Regions from separate parts of the Homo sapiens genome. Here region 1 is linked to region 2. A link is an interaction called in ENCODE POLR2A ChIA-PET data of the cell type or tissue named here. Cell type or tissue: MCF 10A. All regions are shown on one strand. Links, peaks and the distances in the headings refer to the core of each region. The heading gives the core; the rest is flanking DNA.

Evidence for each region. ChIA-PET counts read pairs that join two places held together with the same protein. Peaks named below come from ENCODE experiments on the same cell type or tissue, not always from the same donor. Only the 100,000 strongest peaks of a DNase experiment are listed, where the experiment ranks them.
Region 1: POLR2A ChIA-PET joins it to region 2 with 15 read pairs; 6 of 35 experiments call an interaction of 5 or more read pairs at or near these places.

The regions. Positions count from the first base shown.
Region 1 is chr5:119,420,277-119,425,653 of GRCh38, forward strand. No RefSeq gene overlaps it. Among named protein-coding and RNA genes, the nearest start is that of HSD17B4, 30 kb to the right of the region's middle. In MCF 10A, for the core only: no CTCF peak of the experiment used is centred there; a DNase peak (open chromatin) is centred at 2,505.
Region 2 is chr5:119,357,976-119,363,352 of GRCh38, forward strand. All of the region lies in intron 1 of TNFAIP8 (TNF alpha induced protein 8), which reads left to right. Among named protein-coding and RNA genes, the nearest start is that of TNFAIP8, 4.6 kb to the left of the region's middle. In MCF 10A, for the core only: no CTCF peak of the experiment used is centred there; DNase peaks (open chromatin) are centred at 3,126, 3,406 and 4,956.

The DNA of each region.
Region 1 (5,377 bases), core at 207-5,206, 62 kb after region 2:
AATTTGTGTAAGAAATGAGGAACCAAATGTTAATCACCAAGAGAAAGAGGAAAATGTCTCCAGGGCATGTCAGAGGTCTTCACAGCAGCGTCTCTCACCACAGGCCTGGCAGCCTAGGAGGAAAAACTGGTTTTGTGGACTGGGCCCCGGGTCCCTCTGCTGTAGGCAGTCTAGGGACTTCATACCCTACCACACAGTCGCTCTAGCCATGGCTAAAAGGGGCCAAAGTATAGCTTAGGCCATGGCTTCAGAAGGTGTAAGCCCCAAGCCTTGGCAGCTTACACATGGTATTGAGCCTGAGGGTGCACAGAAGTCAAGAATTAAGGTTTAGGAATGTCTGCCTAGATTTCAGAAGATGTATGGAAACTCTGAATGTCCAGACAGATGTTTGCTGCAGGGGTGGGGACCTCATGGAGAACCTCTGCTAGAGCAGTACAGAAGAGAAAATGTGGGGTTGAGGCCCCACACAGAGCCCCCACTGGGGCACTGCCTAGTGGAGCTGTGAGAAGAGGCCACCGTCTTCCAGACCTCAGAATGGTAAGTCCACTGACACTTTGCACTGTGTGCCTGAAAAAGCCACAGACACTCAATGCCAGCCCGTGAAAGCAGCCAGGAGTGGGGCTGTACCCTGCAAAGCTGGGGCAGAGCTGCCCAAGACCATAGGAACCCACCTCTTGCATCACCATGACCTGGATGTGAGACATGGAGTCAAAGGAGATCATTTTGGAGCTTTCAGATTTGACTGCCCCTCTGGATTTTGGACTTGCATGGGTTCTGTGGCTCCTTTGTTTTAGCCAATTTCTCCAATTTGGAACAGGTGTATTTTCCCAATTCCAGTACCCCAATTGTATCTGGGAAGTAACTAACTTGCTTTTGATTTTACAGGCTCACAGGCAAAAGGGACTTGCTTGTCTCAGATGAGATTTTGGACTGTGGACTTTTGAGTTAATGCTGAAATGAGTTAAGACTTTGGGGGACTGTTGGGAAGGCATGATTGTTTTTTGTTTTTTTAAGATGGAGTCTCACTCTTTCACCCAGATTAGAGTGCAGTGACACTATCTCAGCTCACTGCAATCTCCTCCTCCCAGGTTCAAGCAATTCTCCTGCCTCAGCCTCCTGAGTAGCTGGGACTACGGTCATGCACCACCATTCCTGGCTAATTTTTGTATTTTTAATAGAGGCAGGGTTTCACCGTCTTGGCCAGGCTGGTCTAAAACTCCTATCCTCAGGCGATCCACCTACCTCAGTCTCCTAAAGAGCAGGGATTACAGGTGTGAGCCACCACACCTGGCTGGTGTGATTGGTTTTGAAATGTAAGGACATGAGATTTGGAAGGGGCCACGGGTGAAATGATATGGTTTGGCTGTGTCCCCACTCAAATCTCATGTTGAACTCTAGCTTCCATAACTCCCATGTGTCATGGGAGGGACCTGGTGGGAGATAATTGAATCATGGGGGTGGTTTTCCCCATACTGTTCTCGTGGTAGTGAATAAGTCTCACAAAATCTGATGGTTTTATAAATGGGAGTTCCCTTGCACAAGCTCTCTCTTGCCTGCCGACATATAAGATGTGGCTTTGCTCCTCATTTGCTTTCCACCATGATTGTAAGGCCTTCCCAGACATGTGGAATCATGAGTCAATTAAACCTCTTTCCTTTGTAATTACCCAGTCTTGGGTATGTCTTTATTAGCAGCATGAGGACAGACTAATACAAGCCCTTAATAAATAAAGGCTGAATGTATGCATGATGAAATCTTACCTCCTGCATAGGGATCTGTGTGCCCAAGAGATAAGTTTAAAATGGAAAACATGGTACTGCTTTTATTAAAAACACCACTTTATAAAAATGTGGAAATGTTTATTTATTTTATTTTATTTTACTTTAAGTTCTGGGATATATGTGCAGGATGTGCAGGTTTGTTACACAAGTATATGTGTGCCATGGTGTTTTGCTGCACCTGTCAACCCGTCCTCTAGGTTTTAAGCCCCACATGCATTAGGTATTTGTCCTAATGCTCTCCCTCCCCTTGCCCCCCATGCCCCAACAGGCTCCAGTGTATGATGTTTCCCTCTCTGTGTCCATGTTTTCTCATTGTTCAGCTTCTACTTATGAGTGAGAATATGCAGTGAAAGCATCACTTTTATACACTAGTCACCACTGGATGCTATCACCGTATCTTGTGCTGTTATACTAGAATGAATGCTAGCTCCTCTTGCACCTCCAAAGTGGGATGAACTCAACTGCAATTCTCTCACTTGTCTTACTTTTCCAAAGAGCACAGGATGCATAAGACCAGTGTAGCAGCAGCTACACACCCACAATACTTAGGAAACATGAGCAGCAGTTATCACAAGCAAAAATGATATTTCCCAGATCCCAGCACAATTTAGATCTTTATTGCAGTTGCCAGCCAAGCGATTTAGGATAATTTGCAGAATGGAGAAAACAGAAAAGCTTGTTTGAGCTTGTCAGGTTGCTTGCCAGGTTACCAGTCATACTGTGCCAGTTGGCCAGGGTCTGTGAGCCTAAACTCAATTGGGAAATATCTTGTGTAATAAGACTAGTTGTGTTTCTATGTACTCTTTTTTTCTTTTTTTTGACAGAGTCTTGCTCTGTCACCCAGGCTGGAATGCAGTGGCATGATCTTGGCTCACTGCAAGCTCCACCTCCTGGGTTCACCCCATTCTTCTACCTTAGCCTCCCGAGTAGCTGGGACCGCAGGTGCCTGCCACCATGCCCAGCTAATTTTTTGGACTTTTTAAGTAGAGACGGGGTTTCACTGTGTTAGCCAGGATGGTCTCGATCTCCTGACCTCGTGATCCCACCTCGGCCTCCCAGTGTGTTGGCATTACAGGTGTGAGCCACCGCGCCCGGCCCACTGTGTTGTACCTTTTGTTACCAACATAACAAGGTTTCAGAGGCCCAGTTAGGGTGCAATGACATTTGCTAGGCATCGATTAGTAACACTGACTTTGCTACTCCAAAGGATGCTTAAAAATTTCCTTCTTGCTAACATTTTCTTGCTACAGCAGGTTCAACCTGGATCATCTGTCCAAGGCTAAGGAATAAGATAAAGGAGAAAAAAATCAGAAAAAAAAATCTATGAGATTTCCACCTAGTAAGCTGAGCTTGAGAAAAAGAGCAAGTCTAAGCTCTGTTCCTGGCTCTAGCAATGGTTCTACAGTTCATGCAAAATCCAGCTGCCGTTGCAGTATAGAGCCCCTTAGAAAGCTTCTTGTGACCCCAGGAAAGGAATTTCTATCTCCATTCAAGACTTGATCCTGACTTATGCAATATGAGTTCCTGGAAAGCCTATGTTGATCCCCAGATGGATCCATTTTCTTATTAAACTCAGATACTGTGGTTTAAAAATGCTAAAGCATACTTTTGGCCTGCATAGCTGCCATCTAAAGACAGCTGCAGCTCAGTGACAGCTCAAATCAGCCATGGTAAATACAAAAGTTTTCATCTCTCCTTGCCATATTTTGGTTTCAGATGGTAGCTCTCATTTGTTGCCACATTGAGCACCAAAATGTTCAGGATTCAGTGTGGGCCTCTCCCTATTTCATACCTCAAGTTCTGTAACTGCAGAGATAGGAAATCTATGCCCATAGGAACCAAATGAAAACAAATAAGATTACAAAAAGGAGTATGCTTGTTCCAGTGCCCAATGCCAGGCAGGTCTAGGCTGGCCACTCCATAGTTTCAAGTGATAGTCTGGACGAAACTGCCATACTGGAAGATAAAGAACAGAAAGGAGATGGCTTAGCCTCTTACTAGCTGAGTAACAGTCTTGATCAGCTTGCTGATAATCCATGCGACAGAATAAAGGAAGCAGAAGGAAGCCCACCATATAGGTGTAGGAAGTGGAACAGAAACGGTGGGGCTTGTTACTGCCTTTAGAGCATGGTATCCTCACGTTAGTAAATGTGGTTCAGCGAATACCTCTGGCTCTCTTCAGTCAGATTGGTCTTTCTTCCTTCCTCTGGGGAGAGATACTAAGTGGGGCCATACAAAAGAGGGGCTAGTTATGTCTGTCCTCACTGAGCCAAGGTTGAATCATGGCCTAAGATGCAGAAAATTTCTCCTTCTCCCCAAGTAAGATAAGTCCATTAAGATGACACTTTTTCTAATTATATTATCTGCAGCATCGACACTATTGACCTCTTCAGTTTCTACTCTCCCTTTGGTGAATGCTATATTTTTCTGGTCACTGTCACAGCTCTCACTCACTTTTCCTCAGTTGTTATTGTTGCCTTTCCTCTAACTGGGTCTTAAATGTGGGGATCTCCTCTCTCTGTCTCTCTCTTTGTGTGTATCTCTCTATTTCTCTGTCTTTCTCTTGCTCTGCATATTCTGGCTGGATAATTTCGTCCACTTCCAAGACACCAACTCTATTTTCATGTTGTTCTCTTTTATATCTTAAACTCTTGATTCCCTCTTAATTTCTAAAACTAATTTTCCAGATGCTTTCTGAGTTGTCTACAAAAAGTCCTCATTTGCATCTTAAAATCCACATGTTAAACGAAATCTATTGACTCCATCTCTGTTCCCCCAATTTTTCTACTCATTGCCCTCCATAAACTCACTCCTCTTCTGATGTTTCCTATTCCAATTAATGGCATGCCTACCTAAATCCTTCAAGCTTAAATCAAATGCCTCCTTCTTCTTGAAGTCTTTCATGCCACCTTGGTTAGAATTATGAGCTCTTTTCTTTGCACTATATGTTGCTTATTTTTCTTTCTTAGTATGGATTTGTCAAGAACTGTGAAGGGTCTGAGATTATAACTTACTGGCAAGCTGACTAGTTAGCCTAACTAGTTCAGTGGATGCTGAGACAAGATACCAGACTCCAGGGTCAGAGACAAATGCTTTTATTGCTTACAGCACAAGTTCTATGAGTTTCATGTTTTCATTGGTTTCCTTGTCCTTGCCATGCTCCATGAGTGAGAGGCAGAGGGGCCTAGGTTGGTGCTGAGCATGCAGCAGTTTTGTGCCACAGCTGAAGAACTCTGAGGCTAGGAAACCTGGATCTTTTATAATGGCTGCAAGCAAACCTTCCCGAACTTTGCTCAAGAGGGAGATGTTATATTTATGACACTGGACAGTAAACAAACCTGTCCTTTGTTCCATAAGCAAATGCTATCTCTATTTTCCATTTCATTGTCTTATTCATTATACAAACATCCTTAAAACGATAGTCTAGGACAAAAGGGTAGTTAGTACCTCTTGTCATAAGATGAGCAGAAACATGAAAGGTCTATGGAGAATTGGCTCTCAATGGGATTCACCCTGCCTTGTGAATCCCATTGTATGTGCTTAGTATATATAATGTTTTTTTTTTTCCTACATGTCCAAATGTAATCTCTGATGTT
Region 2 (5,377 bases), core at 294-5,293:
TGGCTGTAATCTAGAACCTTCTGGTTAGCTACCACCACTCAGATGTCGATGAAGCGAGCTATGTTGTGTAAATAACTCAGTTATCTTCTCTATCGTTACTAGTCCTTTTCCTCTTATACGTAGCTTTTTTTTTTTTTTTCATCCTGGTGAACTTATGTATCCCATTTAGTGTGAGATCACCATGAGTTCTTAAGAATGTCTGTATTGCAAGAAAACTGCCTTTGGATGCTTCATGCCTGATACGCTGTAAGAGGAGATACTTTTAAGTCATTTTTCTCAACTGTAGTGAGAGACTAGTATACTTTGGGGTTGAATCTAAGTCCTTGGAGGCCAGCATATTTTTGCATATGCGTGAATGTAGAAGCAAATGACTGGGGATATTGTTAAGCCATCAGAGCTTAAAACATACTTGACTCTGTGCCAGGGGTGCTGGATATTTGTCCCCAGCCTATAGCCATCTCCTAAATAATTGATTTAATTTTTCCTGCTTAACAATGAATAAGTGATTGTGCTTGGGTATTAAACAGAGAAAAATAATCCAGGCCTTGCTTTATTAAAAACTGAATGAGTTTAAATTATTCAGACATAGAATAAATAGGAAAGAAGGGGAAATGAAAGAAGAAACTCACTTTTTTAAAAAGGTGACTACCATTAAAAAGAGGATATCAACAGTTTCCAGTGGATGGGGCTTCCTGAGGAGATAGGCTGATAGCCGTGTATTTGGCATTTAGTTGTTTCCTGAGTAAATTGCTTAATTATGAAGTAGTTAAAGTGAGTGGCAGTTGAGATCTCTGAGAATCTTTCTAGTGCTAAGCATCAAGGCATCCAGGGCTCCTTTGCTCTGGATGTTGAAGCATTGATACCAGAAATTGAGAAAGCCATTGTTAAGGGGTGGGCGAGGTGTCACTTTGTGGGGACTTGGAAAAGAGTGAGGATTGAGTGGTGAGTGAGTCTGGCTCGCTCCTCCATTGCCCATAGTAGCCATTTCCCACCACCACCTCACCCAGTTCTTACTCTCATGCCTCACCAGGCCTGCTATTTCACAAAGAAAACAGTAGCCATTAGATAACTCCCTCAACGTCCTGTTCCCAGACTGACAGACTCATCTCCGTCCACATCTATCCTCCCTGTGTCTGTGGAACAGGTGTCATTCCTACTGCAGAATGCCCCGCCTTCCACCTTGGGCTCCTCCTACACCAGTCAGCCCATATCCTTCCTGGCTCCTTCTTTTCTGCATATAGAAGAACTCAAGCTCCCCATTCTAGGACATTGGCACTTGCTGGTCTTCCTGCCCAAAATATCCTTCTCTCCACCTGACCTCCTTTTCTTGGTCAGCTCTTTAAAGAGGCTTTTTCTGAACCTAAACTCAGATCCCCTGTCGCCCTCTCTCAGAGCACCTGTTCCTTTCCTTGCTGGCTCTCCCCACACTGCTTAACATCTCTTCTAGACCACAAGCTCTGCAGGGAAAAACAATGTCTGTTTTATTCCCCGCTGTATGTCTAGGACCTACAGAGTAAAAGGTGCTCATTAAATGTTGTAGATTGAGTGAATGGTCTCCATTCTTTAAAGTTAATCCTTGGCAAAAAAAAAAAAGTTTAGTTGTTCCGTAGTGGTGATTAATATCCTCTTCTGTAATAAGAATCCCAATGATATTTTATAAGCTACCACACTGTGTAGTACTCTGTTTTAACCTCACATGGTGTGGCAGCTTATATAATATCATTCATCACTAAGGACTATTTTGTAAGTTTTCTCCCCTATTCCTGCCCTTCCCCAGCCTTTGCTTTGCAGAGGGAATGAAGAGAAAAGGAGGTTAAAGCAGTGGTTCAGCTCTGATGAAACCAAGGGGTATAGCTGACCTTGATGTCATACATAATGTAAAAGGTACAGCATATGCTCTTAAACACCGGACTTTGACGTGCTTATCTGTTTCCTTTTATGTAGTCATTAGGCTTGGAGTGTTGTGTGCTGACAAGGACTAAAAGTGGAAAATCCATTTAGAGATCTATCATACTCTCTCCTCTACAGTGGACATCACTTGATAACTTGGCATTGCCAGACACCTCCAGCTCTGTAAACTTAAATGCATTTGGAGCTTTTTTCCCCTCACTTCTGAAATTTTTATCATATTGAATATGCATCCTACCTTTCTTGCCCCCACCTTACGCCATTGAACAGTCAGGATTATATGGATGATTAAATTTCCTGCTCCTGACTGTTGGTGATCCAGGAAGTAGCCAAAAAGTGGGTGGGTGAAAGAGAATGCAGTAGAGCCAGAAAAACTCAGGACCCAGCGATTGCATTTCAGAACACTGCAGAATTGCTGGATTTACCTATAAATCATTTATTTGTCAGCATTTCTGTCTTTATGCTAGCAACTTGTAAGTCAGTGAGATTAGTGTGGTTATAGACCTGTCTTCATTTAGAGAAGATTGTTCTTTAAAACATAGTGTAAGCTGAATTAAAACAAAACCAAATGATATGTATATCTTTAATGTTTAAGGAAGGTCTGTAGTAAGAAGTCTTCTGTAATTTAAAGTGCCCTTCTCCCACCAAATACACATAGAATCACCATGATTTAGAGCTAAAAGCGACTTTGCCAATCCTTCTTTCTGACCTCTTCATTTTAGAGGTGAGGCACTGAGGCCCAGCAAGGTGATTGCCAAGCCCTTTCTATCCTCTTTAATACATGTTCTGCAAGCAAGGATTTTTGCAAACACAGGTTTTAGCATCCTGGGTATTTGTATGCACTCTCCTTGAAGTAGGACAGACCTAGTCTGTTTGTATAGTTGTCATTCACTACCTCTTGGGGGGATTTATAAAACGCAGATGAATGTTTAAACAAATGAAGATTTCCTGTTTCACCTTCTACGTGTAACTCAAGAGAATAAAACATGAGACATTGTGAAATAAAATTTAGCTCTGCAAGTAGATCCTATTAGATCCCGGATTTTGAAAGTTGTAGACCAAGTGAGAGGCAGGTAAACAGTGAGCTCACTTGTTTTCATTCCTTTGAGAATATCATTCAGGAAAAATTAGCTATTGAGGGTGTTGGTTGGGTACAGACACTCTTCCTTGGGGAGAAGGTATGTATGTGTGTGGGTGGGAAGGGAGTCAGCATTCTGACACAGAATGTGCTATTGCAAAAGCAGACATCCCACAGCCTCTCTTTCTCTGGAGCACATTGCAGCAGGCCCGGTGCACTCTGGGAGTCAGGACACCTTTCTCAGGAAGCATTTGCGGGGCTGCAGCGCACTGCCCCCCCAGCCGCTGACCAAGATATCTGAAAGAGCAATTGCTTAAATTTTATTCTAAAAGTTTATAAGCCTTGAAGAAGAGGTACAGGGATGTAGTATGTCCTGAGTGACTAACTGCTGAGTTGGGAATAAATTGCCTAAGGGAGTGCTGCCCTGGGAATCTGTAAGATTGAGTAAAGCCTGTTAGTTAAGCTGGTATTTATATGGTTTTGAAGATGGGGGAGGGGAGGAGTTGTGTTTATGTGGACTTAATGATAATACATTCTCCAGCTTTGTAGTGAATAATAGTTAATTTTATAAGTAACTAGGAACAGAGTTTCTTCTAAGAAGGTGATGAAGCAAAGAGACTATAAGCAGAATTCCCTACGTGGCTCTGATAGCTTTAGGTGCCTGAAGCCTCCAGACCACATTTGTTGAAGTCAGGGTTGACTGTCAAGAAGTGAATAAGCAGCTCATGAATTTTCCTTCCAGTTTGACCTGCCATTTATGCTTGGTGCCAGCTCACCTGGCTTCAATATGTGTTTTCATGTGGCCTACGCAGCCAGGCTGAGAAGCTGGGGACCAGGGGTGTCCCCAGAGGCACAGGCTGTTCTGCCTGTCATGGACTGTCCAGTAGACTCCTGCTTCCAGGGTGCAGCCCCTCTCCCTTGCCTGCTGCTGCCTTCTTTGAGCCTCAGATACTCCTAACAACAAATGTTAACTGAGATAGCACCTCCTCTGCAGGGCCTGGAGAAGCAAAAATGTGTGTGTAGATAACCCCATCTTCAGAGAGTTTTTGGTTCAGGGCATCACACACAGCACATGTGCATCCATAGTACAAAAATACATGATGGAGAGGGATGAGTACAGCTCAGAGGATCAGACAGTGGACCCTATGAAAGTCTAGAAGAGGGGGTATTCACCAAAAGTCATGATGGACAGAAGTGACTTCAAAGAGGGGTAACTTGTATTCCAGCTAGTTCCTTTAAGCAAATGGAGAAGAGAAAAAGAAAGAGTGAGTGACAGGGAACCTACTTATGCTGTGTGCTGGGATCAGGAAGAATGTCTACAGAAGTGTGGAGAGCAGTGATCATGGTGGGCATTCGTGGTGATGTTGTAGTGGTACATGGGGCCAGTCTAGAAGCTGGACTTTCCCAGGGGGACATTGTATGTAGGTAACAGAGATAAGACCCTGTGAGTCAGGAGACTGATCCTACTCATGACTTTGTTCCTGGTTGTCTGTGCAACCTTCAATAGCTACTTAATCTTTCTGAAGTTCAGTTTCCCCATTGGAAAAATTAAGGCTAGGCACAATGGCTCACACCTGTAATTACAGCACTTTGAGAGGTTGAAGGAGGTGGGTCAGTTGACCCCAGGAGTTCAAGACCGGCCTGGGCAACAAAGTGAGACCCCCCATCTCTACAAAAAAAATTTAAAAATTAGGCACAGTGGAATGCACCTGTAGTCCCAGCTACTTGGGAAAATCAGGAAGATCATTCGAGCCCAGGAGTTCAAGGCTGCAGTGAGCTATGGTCGTGCCATTGCATTCCAGCCTGGGTGTCAGAGCAAGATTCTGTCTCAAAAAAAAAAAAAGAAAAAAGAAATAGGATGGTTTTCAGCTGGATGGAGGAGGGCAGATGCAAAGTAGTGTTTTAGTAATGCCAAGCTGGCAAGAACCATGAGTTGGTCTGGAGGGCAAGATTGAACCTGAGTATAAGGAGCCTCGCCAAGAAAGTGTGAGAGTAGCCAGTCACAAAGGGAGAGTTGATTCCCCATATGTAGTCTCTGAGAGCAAGACTGTAGGGAAAGGAGGGGACTGGGCCATGGATTTAGCTTCTGAGAATATCCACTTTTACAAAGGAGAGAGGTAGATGGAACCAATAAAGGAAATAGAAATGGAGTAGCTCAAGAGGTAGGAAGAAACAAGGAGAGCATGGGGCCTTGGAAGCCAGAAAGGCGAGAGCCCCGTGGAGGCTGTGGTCAGCCTGTCTGTAGAGAAGAGCTGCTGAAGATTGCTTCGTCTTCCTTTTGGGCCTCAGCTAAAACCAGGAGCCTGGGTTTGAGGAGCTCATCTTCTAAGGGATGGGAATATATCATCAGTATTCAGTTAGTATTTAGCAGGTGATCAAGGGCATGAAAGA